Regions from separate parts of the Homo sapiens genome. Here region 2 is linked to region 1. A link is an interaction called in ENCODE POLR2A ChIA-PET data of the cell type or tissue named here. Cell type or tissue: OCI-LY7. All regions are shown on one strand. Region 1 has its middle 7.6 kb from the start of MIR12124. Region 2 overlaps RPN1 (ribophorin I).

What was found. ChIA-PET counts read pairs that join two places held together with the same protein. Peaks named below come from ENCODE experiments on the same cell type or tissue, not always from the same donor. Only the 100,000 strongest peaks of a DNase experiment are listed, where the experiment ranks them.
Region 2: POLR2A ChIA-PET joins it to region 1 with 7 read pairs; 4 of 35 experiments call an interaction of 5 or more read pairs at or near these places.

What each region holds. Positions count from the first base shown.
Region 1 is chr3:128,852,451-128,856,450 of GRCh38, forward strand. It overlaps the pseudogene MARK2P6. Among named protein-coding and RNA genes, the nearest start is that of MIR12124, 7.6 kb to the left of the region's middle. In OCI-LY7, no CTCF peak of the experiment used is centred here; a DNase peak (open chromatin) is centred at 2,181.
Region 2 is chr3:128,640,985-128,644,984 of GRCh38, forward strand. RPN1 (ribophorin I) reads right to left here. Exons shown (of 10, transcript NM_002950.4): 2 at 3,935-3,999. Among named protein-coding and RNA genes, the nearest start is that of RPN1, 7.8 kb to the right of the region's middle. RefSeq lists an enhancer at 3,944-4,000. In OCI-LY7, no CTCF peak of the experiment used is centred here; no DNase peak of the experiment used is centred here.

The sequences.
Region 1 (4,000 bases):
TGTGGTAGACGGGAGAGCCAAGACCCACACGACCACTGCAGGGCTGTGATACTCGTGGCCCAGGAAGAGTTCTGGGGCAGCTTAAGGGGAGTCCCACCAAAGGCGCTCAGCTTCTGGCCTTGGGAATATGTGGTGCTGAAGCCAAAGTCAGCTCTTTTCATGTTGTGCTCTTCATGCAGGAGTCCTGCCACCCAGGTCCTGGCGGCTGACTTTGGTGGCAGTACTACAGGGCAGATAGTATTTGCAGAAACATGGCTTGAGCCTCCTCCTTCTCCATGTGGCCAGGCTGGAGTGTTTGGTGGAAAAGGTCTTCACTATGAGTATCACCATAGCTCAGTATGGGATGTCTGAGGTTTCAATGACATGATATGGCTTTATTATGATGGGACACTCAGGGCCTTCATGACGTCTACCTTTCTGTGTAGACTCAGAAGGCTGGGGGAGCCCCTAGTTATAGATTTTATTTTTACAGCCACCTGAGTCCCAGTGAGTTCGTGCTGGGTCAACTTCACCTCACCCAGGCTTCCCTGGGCCAATGGTCTTGAGGACTGTGGCATTTTTTTTTTTTTTTTTTGAGACGGAGTCTCGCTGTCGCCCAGGCTGGAGTGCAGTGGCTCGATCTCGGCTCACTGTAGGCTCTGCCCCCGGGGGTTCACGCCATTCTCCTGCCTCAGCCTCCCGCGCAGCTGGGACTACAGGCGCCTGCCACCTCGTCCAGCTAATTTTTTGTATTTTTAGTAGAGACGGGGTTTCACCATGTTAGCCAGGATGGTCTCGATCTCCTGACCTCGTGATCCGCCCGCCTCGGCCTCCCAAAGTGCTGGGATTACAGGCATGAGCCACCGCGCCCGGCCGAACTGTGGCATTTTTAAGGGCCTCCTCAATGGTGGAAGCCAGACCTGGAGAAGGTGCCTTCTCACAGGGCCGGCACTTCCAGAGGGGAGTGGCACCGGGGCGGGGGCACAGACTCTGAGGGGCCCTTGGGGAGCTCAAGCAAGGCCCACAAGATCCCCCTCTCAGGTTGCAAATTGGCATTAAGTTGGGGAGATTCAGTATTCATACCTGGGAGACACTTGCCTTCAAAGTGAAAGGAAATCCTGGGGAGGTTTTGGTGCTCCGGAAGGCAGGCAGACAGTGGGGCTGCAGCCAGGCCCTCTCCTCTGCATGAGGCTTTATGGGGCCTCAGCGTCTCCCACAATGATGGGGTCCCCCTGAGCTCCTCTTTTCAGTGTTCCCACATGAGCCTGAGTGTGGGGGACTTTCTGAGCCATTGCCCTCTGACTTCCCCTCTGTGGGCTGGGGAGGAGCTGTGAGGAGCTTCAAGGTGTGGGGTCGGGGCCCTTGGGCAGCCATCTTGGGGCACCCGAGCCCCAGCCCTCGGGAGCCCAGGTGCAGGCTCTGCCTCCACCTCTGAACGGCTGAATGGCGTGTTCAGCTGCTGTGGGTGGCAAGCAGGGAGGGCCGTGACAAGGTCTCCATTCCAGGCTGATGTTCCAGATCTGCAGGGGTGAGTATCAGGGAGGCCCGGGGTAATCACCCTGCCCAGTGGTGGCCTCTGCCATGGGCACACAGACTCCAGGCCAGGGAAGAGACACAGCAGCAACCTTGGAGGAGGGGCCTCTGCCCACCTGTGTGACAGCCACCAGGGGCTCCTGGCTTCACAGCCTTGCTGGGGAGAGATGGGAAACTGAGGCCTGGGGACCCTCAGCTGCCTGAGGTGCAGCTAGACTCAGATCCACCTGAGGCTGCCCAGTCCACCTCTTCCTTACTTCCTCCTTCCAAGAATATGGGCACAGTGGTGAGAACTTGGAGATAAGAGATCGGGACCAGTCCCAGCTGGAACCACTGCCCCACTGCTCAGCCTCTGGCAGCCACTCCTCTCTGGCCTGAGTGTCCTCTTAGTTCAATGGGCATCTCTAGGTCCCTGTGGTACCTTCCTTGTCACAGGCACATGAGGGGTCAACAGGATCATCACCCAGCACTGTTCACAGACACAGACTGAGGCTGGATCCTCGGAATCAGAGCTGGAGGGGGCCCTTTTGTGCAGATGGGGAAACTGAGCCTTGGACTGACTGTTGCGGGAATCAGGAGACTGGAGAGACCAATGGGTGAAACAGGAGGATTTTATTTAGGTGGCCACCGGCCTAGTGGGTTAATATTCAGAGGCTGATAAATGAACAAAGGCCAGGCTTAACTTTTATTCAGGCAACTGAAGGGGAGTGGCTAGCCAGTGGCACAAAACTTGCAGGGTGGGGAAAGCAAGCTTACAGAAGCAGAACAAAGGCAGTTAACTGTGACAGGTTTTGCAATTCAGGCATGTCTTGTGACCTTTGCCATCCTGCACAGATGGGAAAACAGGAACTTATAAAATCCTTGCAAACTTGCAGAAATAGTTACAAAAATAGTTACAAGCGCAGAACAAAGAATAATGGCATTGGGAGAGAATTCCAGGGGGAGACGGATAAGAACTTGTTTTTCTCATCCCTATTCTTGGAATCCATTTCTTTGGGGCCCCTGCCTGGCCTTGCAGATAATGTTATCATAGCTCCAACTGGACTTGTTTTCCCTTTACTTGTTTTTCTTATATTTCCTGCTTAATTCTCCCCTTTGATGCTGTTTATAAATAAAGTTTAATAGAAAGCATTATCATCAGAATTTAATTCTCCATGAGGAGTTAGTCCTTTATTTGGCAAAGGTTGATATTTGATTAATGCCATTAGTTGGGTGGTGGTTTACCTGGTTACAAGAACCTCTATGGCTGATTGGATGTTTTTAACAAGGAGAGGTAGGAGACAAGGGAGTGTGAGACAGACTCCCAGTATGACCAGAACTATTCCTACTAAGGTCTTAAATCTTCCAAGGGACGAAAACCAGCCCCCAAAGAGGGTATCTGGAGACCATCCTTTCCAAATTTGGACTGGGACATGGGCTAATTTTTGAATTTTTGCAGTTATATCTTCAATGACCTTCCTATTGTCATCAATTTCTAGGCAACAATTAGTTTAAAGTTTCCGCATACCCCTCCTTCTAACATGGATAGAGGGAGTAGCAAGAACAAAGTAAGGAATAGTATGTTCATACCCAGCATGGACAACAGAGGTCCTTATCCAGGGGAGGAGGTTGAGCACAGTGACAGGTTAATAGTAAAACAATTAAGATTACAAGGAAAATTACTGGGCTTAAGATTTCTAACTACATTTACTTCCTAGATGAAACTTCGGCTGTGCATAGACTAGTCAGCTTCTGGGGTGACTAACAGGACTGCTGTCTCCTCAAGCTTCAGCTGTGCATAGACTGGTCGGCTTCTGGAGTCACCAGAGCAGGGCTGTTGTCACTTTCACTGGCACCTCGGTCCTGTCATAGGATCAGCTGGTTTGGATGGTCTGAGTCTTGCTGGCTGGTCCACTTGTCCTGGGCTGCCAGTTTCAGCCAACTGTGGTGGATCTAAGGCACGATTCCTGCAACTTTAACAGCAGTGGTAGTGGACAAGATTACAGTATGGGGCCCATCCCATATGGGTCCTAAAGTGGTTGGATTCTATTTCTTGACCTAAACAGAATCCCTGGGTCTAAAGGGGTGTGTTTGGTCTGTTAGTCCTATGGGCATTCTTTCCAGTACCCAGCCATGGATCTCTTGCATGGCTCTCCCTAAGGCCTGCATCTGCCTTCTCAAGGTTAGCTCCCTTAACTCACGGAATTACCTTAATTTTGACCTTTAATTTGACCTATGGTTGGGGGTGGCTGGCCGAACAAGATTTCAGAGGGTGAATACCTAGTTTGTTTGGTGGGGGTACACCTGACTTGGAGGAGGACCATGGGCAGGACCTGATCCTATCTTAGATGAGTTTTTTGGCAATATTTCTTTAGTAGCTGCTTGAGTGTCCGATTCATGTGCTCCACTTTTCCTGAGCTTTGTGGCTGGTTGACTGTGTGTAATTTCCATTTCTGGAATCCCTGGGGGCCTGGTTTGCAACATGTCATGCACTGGTCTATATTCATTA
Region 2 (4,000 bases), 210 kb before region 1:
ATTAGGAACATCAAGTCTTACCAAAATGTGGAAGCACCAGCTAATGAAGGTTTTTCAATCAATAAAAGGCTAGACAACACAGAACTGTCTAAACTGATGTACATGGAGCAGGTCTTTTTTTTTTTTCCTAAAGCTCTTCTCTAGCTGGATCTAATGGGAGAACATTGTGTGAATGACTTGGTTTTTTACTCATGTACTCAAACTGATTTACTGAGAACCCCATATAGGTCAGTTTCTGTGGCAGGAAGAGGTGATAAAGACAAATTCATATAATGTATGCACATATAACTAGAAATGAATAAAATGGTAAGCTATGAAAAAAAATTTTTTAATGTTCCCAACTGTGGGCTTTAAGGATAAAGCCCACGCCTTTAATAATGGTTCAGAGCAGTCCTTAAACTGAACTCAACCCACCCTACACAGCTTCACCTTCCTCTGAGCAAGAGCCACTCTGAAAGCCCAGTTAACTAAACACACCATGAAATGTCAACCCTCCGTATCTTTACAGATATCTCTGCCTGAAATGTTCCTTCCATTCCATTAGCCTTCTTTGTGATTAATTCAAAATTTATTAAGTGCTTACTAAGGCTCCAAGTACATTATATATATATTGATTTAGTGAATCTTTTTTTTTTTTTTTTTTTTTGACACGGAGTTTTGCTTTTGTTGCCCAGGCTGGCAATGGCATAATCTCGGCTCACCGGAACCTCTGCCTCCCGGTTCAAGTGGTTCTCCTGCCTCAGCCTCCCGAGTAGCTGGGGTTACAGGCATGCACCACCACTCCTGGCTAACTTTTTTGCATTTTTAGTAGAGATGGGGTTTCTCCATGTTGGTCAGGCTGGTCTCGAACTCCCAACCTCAGGTGATCTGCCTGCCTCGGCCTCCCAAAGTGCTGGGATTACAGGCGTGAGCCACCACGCCTGGCCAATTTAGTGACTCTTAGCCATGATCATATCAGGTAAACACTATTATTTTACTGATGAGGAAACTGAGGAAAATGCTAGTAAACATAACAGAGCTAGGATTTGATCCCAGGCAGTAAAGATGCAAAAAGCACAGTCCTAATAACTAAGTTACCTTGCCTATCCAAGACGCTACAAGCCAGCAGCTAGAGCCAATAAACACAGACAGGGTACTCAGACAGCCTCAGAGAGGGAGAGGAGTCTCTTAAAGCAAGAGAAAGCAATTTTAATAGCGACTTATTTAAAGCTAACTCTCAGATCTTACAGCCTCGGGGCTGGTGAGATGCCTACTTCATACACTCAGTGGAAAATCAAGATAATCACCAAGAAAAATTGAGATAATCACCACGCATTAAAATGTGGCTCCTGAGAGGATGTTGCTGTACATGAACTCAAAGTAATTCAAGGATTAAACTTAACAACCAAAGAAAGACAACTATGAAGATAACACAGAAAACAAAAAAGGTGGCCAGGTAGTGGCTGATACCTGTAATCCTAGCACTCTGGGAGGCCAAGGCAGGTGGATCACCTGAGGTCAGGAATTCAAAACCAGCCTGGCCAACATAGTGAAACCCTCTCTCTACTAAAAATACAAAAAAATTAGCTGGGCGTGGTGGTGAACACCTGTAATCCCAGCTACTCGGGAGGCTGAGACAGTAGAATCACTTGAGCCTGGGAGGCAGAGGTTGCAGTGAGCCAAGATCGCACCACTGCATTCCAGCCTGGGTGACAGACCGAGACTCCAACTCACAAAAAAGAAAAGAATAGATATACTCACATACAAGAAAAAAAGGGGTCAGGCGCAGTGGCTCACAACTGTAACCCAACACTTTGGGAGGCCGAGGCGGGTGCATCACCTGAGGAGTTCGAGACCAGCCTGGCTAACATGGTGAAACCCCATTTCTACTAAAATTACAAAAAATTAACTGGGCGTGGTAGCACGCGCCTTAATCCCAACTACTTGGGAGGCTGAGGCAGGAGAATCGCTTGAACCCCAGAGGCGGAGGTTGCAGTGAGCCGAGATCACGTGCCATTGCACTTCAGCTTGGGCAACAAGAGGGAAATTCCGTCTCAAAAAAAAAAGAAAAAAGAAAAAAGGGCCAAGAGCAGTGGCTCACACCTGTAATCCCAGCACTTTGGGAGGCCAAGACGGGCAGATCACCTGAGGTCAGGAGTTGGAGAACAGTCTGGCCAATATGGAGAAATCCCATCTCTACTAAAAATACAAAAAGTAGCCAGGTGTGGTAGCGGACGCCTATAATCCCAGTTACTCAGGAGCCTGAGGCAGGAGAATCGCTTGAACCTAGGAGGCTGAGGTTGCAGTGAGCCGAGATCACGCCACTGCACTCCAGTCTGGGCAACAAGACCAAGACTCCATCTCCAAAAAAAAAAAAAAACAAAGATAGGTAGGATCACACAGTAATTGAAACTATGGGGCCAGGAGTGGTGGCTCACACCTGTAATCCCCGCACTTTGGAAGGCTGAGGCAGGCAGATCACCTGAAGTCAGAAGTTCGAGACCAGCCTGGCCAACATGGGGAAACCCGTCTCTACTAAAAACACAAAACTTGTGGGGCACGGTGGCTCACATTTGTAATCCCAGCATTTTGGGAGGCCGAGGCGGCAGATCACCTGAGGTCAGGAGTTCAAGACCAGCCTGACCAATATGGTGAAACCCCATCTCTATTAAAAATACAAAAATTAGCCAGGTGTGCTGGTGCATGCCTGTAATCACAGCTACTCGGGAGGCTGCACAGGACAATCACTTGAACCCGGGAGGAGGAGGTTGCAGTGAGCCAAGATTGCGCCATTGCACTCCAGCCCAGGCAAAGAGAGCGAAACTCTCTCAAAAAAAAAAAATACAAAAATTAGCCGGGCATGGTGGCACACGCCTGTAATCCCAGATACTCGGGAGCCTGAGGCAAGAGAATCACTTGAACCATCGCACCACTGCACTCCAGCCTGGGCAACAGACACTGTCTCCAAAAAATAATAATAATAATAACTAATAAGTTCCAGGCTCCACGCTAGGTGCTGAGGTCTGAGCAAACAACTATGCAAGTTTAACCCCACCCAGCCTTCACAGTAGGCCTTCAAAGAAGTTACCACTTTGAATGCCCTGAAGGCTTAGGGGTGAGATATCCAGGGGGAAGGTTGTCTGCCCCATGGAAGCAGAATGGTAGCCAATCATAGATAGGAGAATACTTGCTGAGGCAAACAGCTTGGAGTTCTCACATAAAGCTCTGTGGAACCAGGAGGGAGAACTGATCTGATATAGAAAGTAACTACTTTCTTCCTATAAAACAAACTGCCACTGCTTAGGGGAATCCAATTTCAGCATTAGTAATGAGAAGTCATAAATGAGTCCAGAATATATTACAGCATGTTGCTTATTATCACATACATTAATTAAAACATCCTCGGTGGGGCGTAATGGACTCACGCCTATAATCCTAGGACTCTGGGAGGCAAAGAACTGCTTGAGGACAGGAGTTCAAGACCAGCCTGGGTGACATGGCAAAACCCGGTGTCTACTAAAAATACATACATATACACACACACATATTAGCCAAGTGTGGTGGTACATACCTCTAGTCCCACCTATTTGGGAGGCTGAGGGAGAAGGACGGTTTGAGCCCTGGAGGTGGAGGTTGCAGTGAGTCAACATGGCACCACAGTAATGGAGCCTGGGCAACAGACCCTGTCTCAAGAAAAAAAAAAAAATCCTCTAGGACAGATGCAGTGGTTCACACCTGTAATCCCAGCACTTTGAGAGGCCAAGGTAGAAGGATGGCTTGAGCTCAGGAGTTCAAGACCAGCCTGGGCAACATAGCTAGACCTCCTCTCTACAAAAAAAAAACCCTGTAATAAAGCAGGCACTTCCTAAGCAACTCTCCTAGTTTATGATCCCATATGATCCCAACCCTGACATAACCTTTAACAAGAGACAAGGTATATTGTTTGTCAGCTTACCTTTTACCCTTAATTTTGGTTTCACGTACTTCCAAATTGTTCTCTTCCTCATCTTCTCCCTTTACC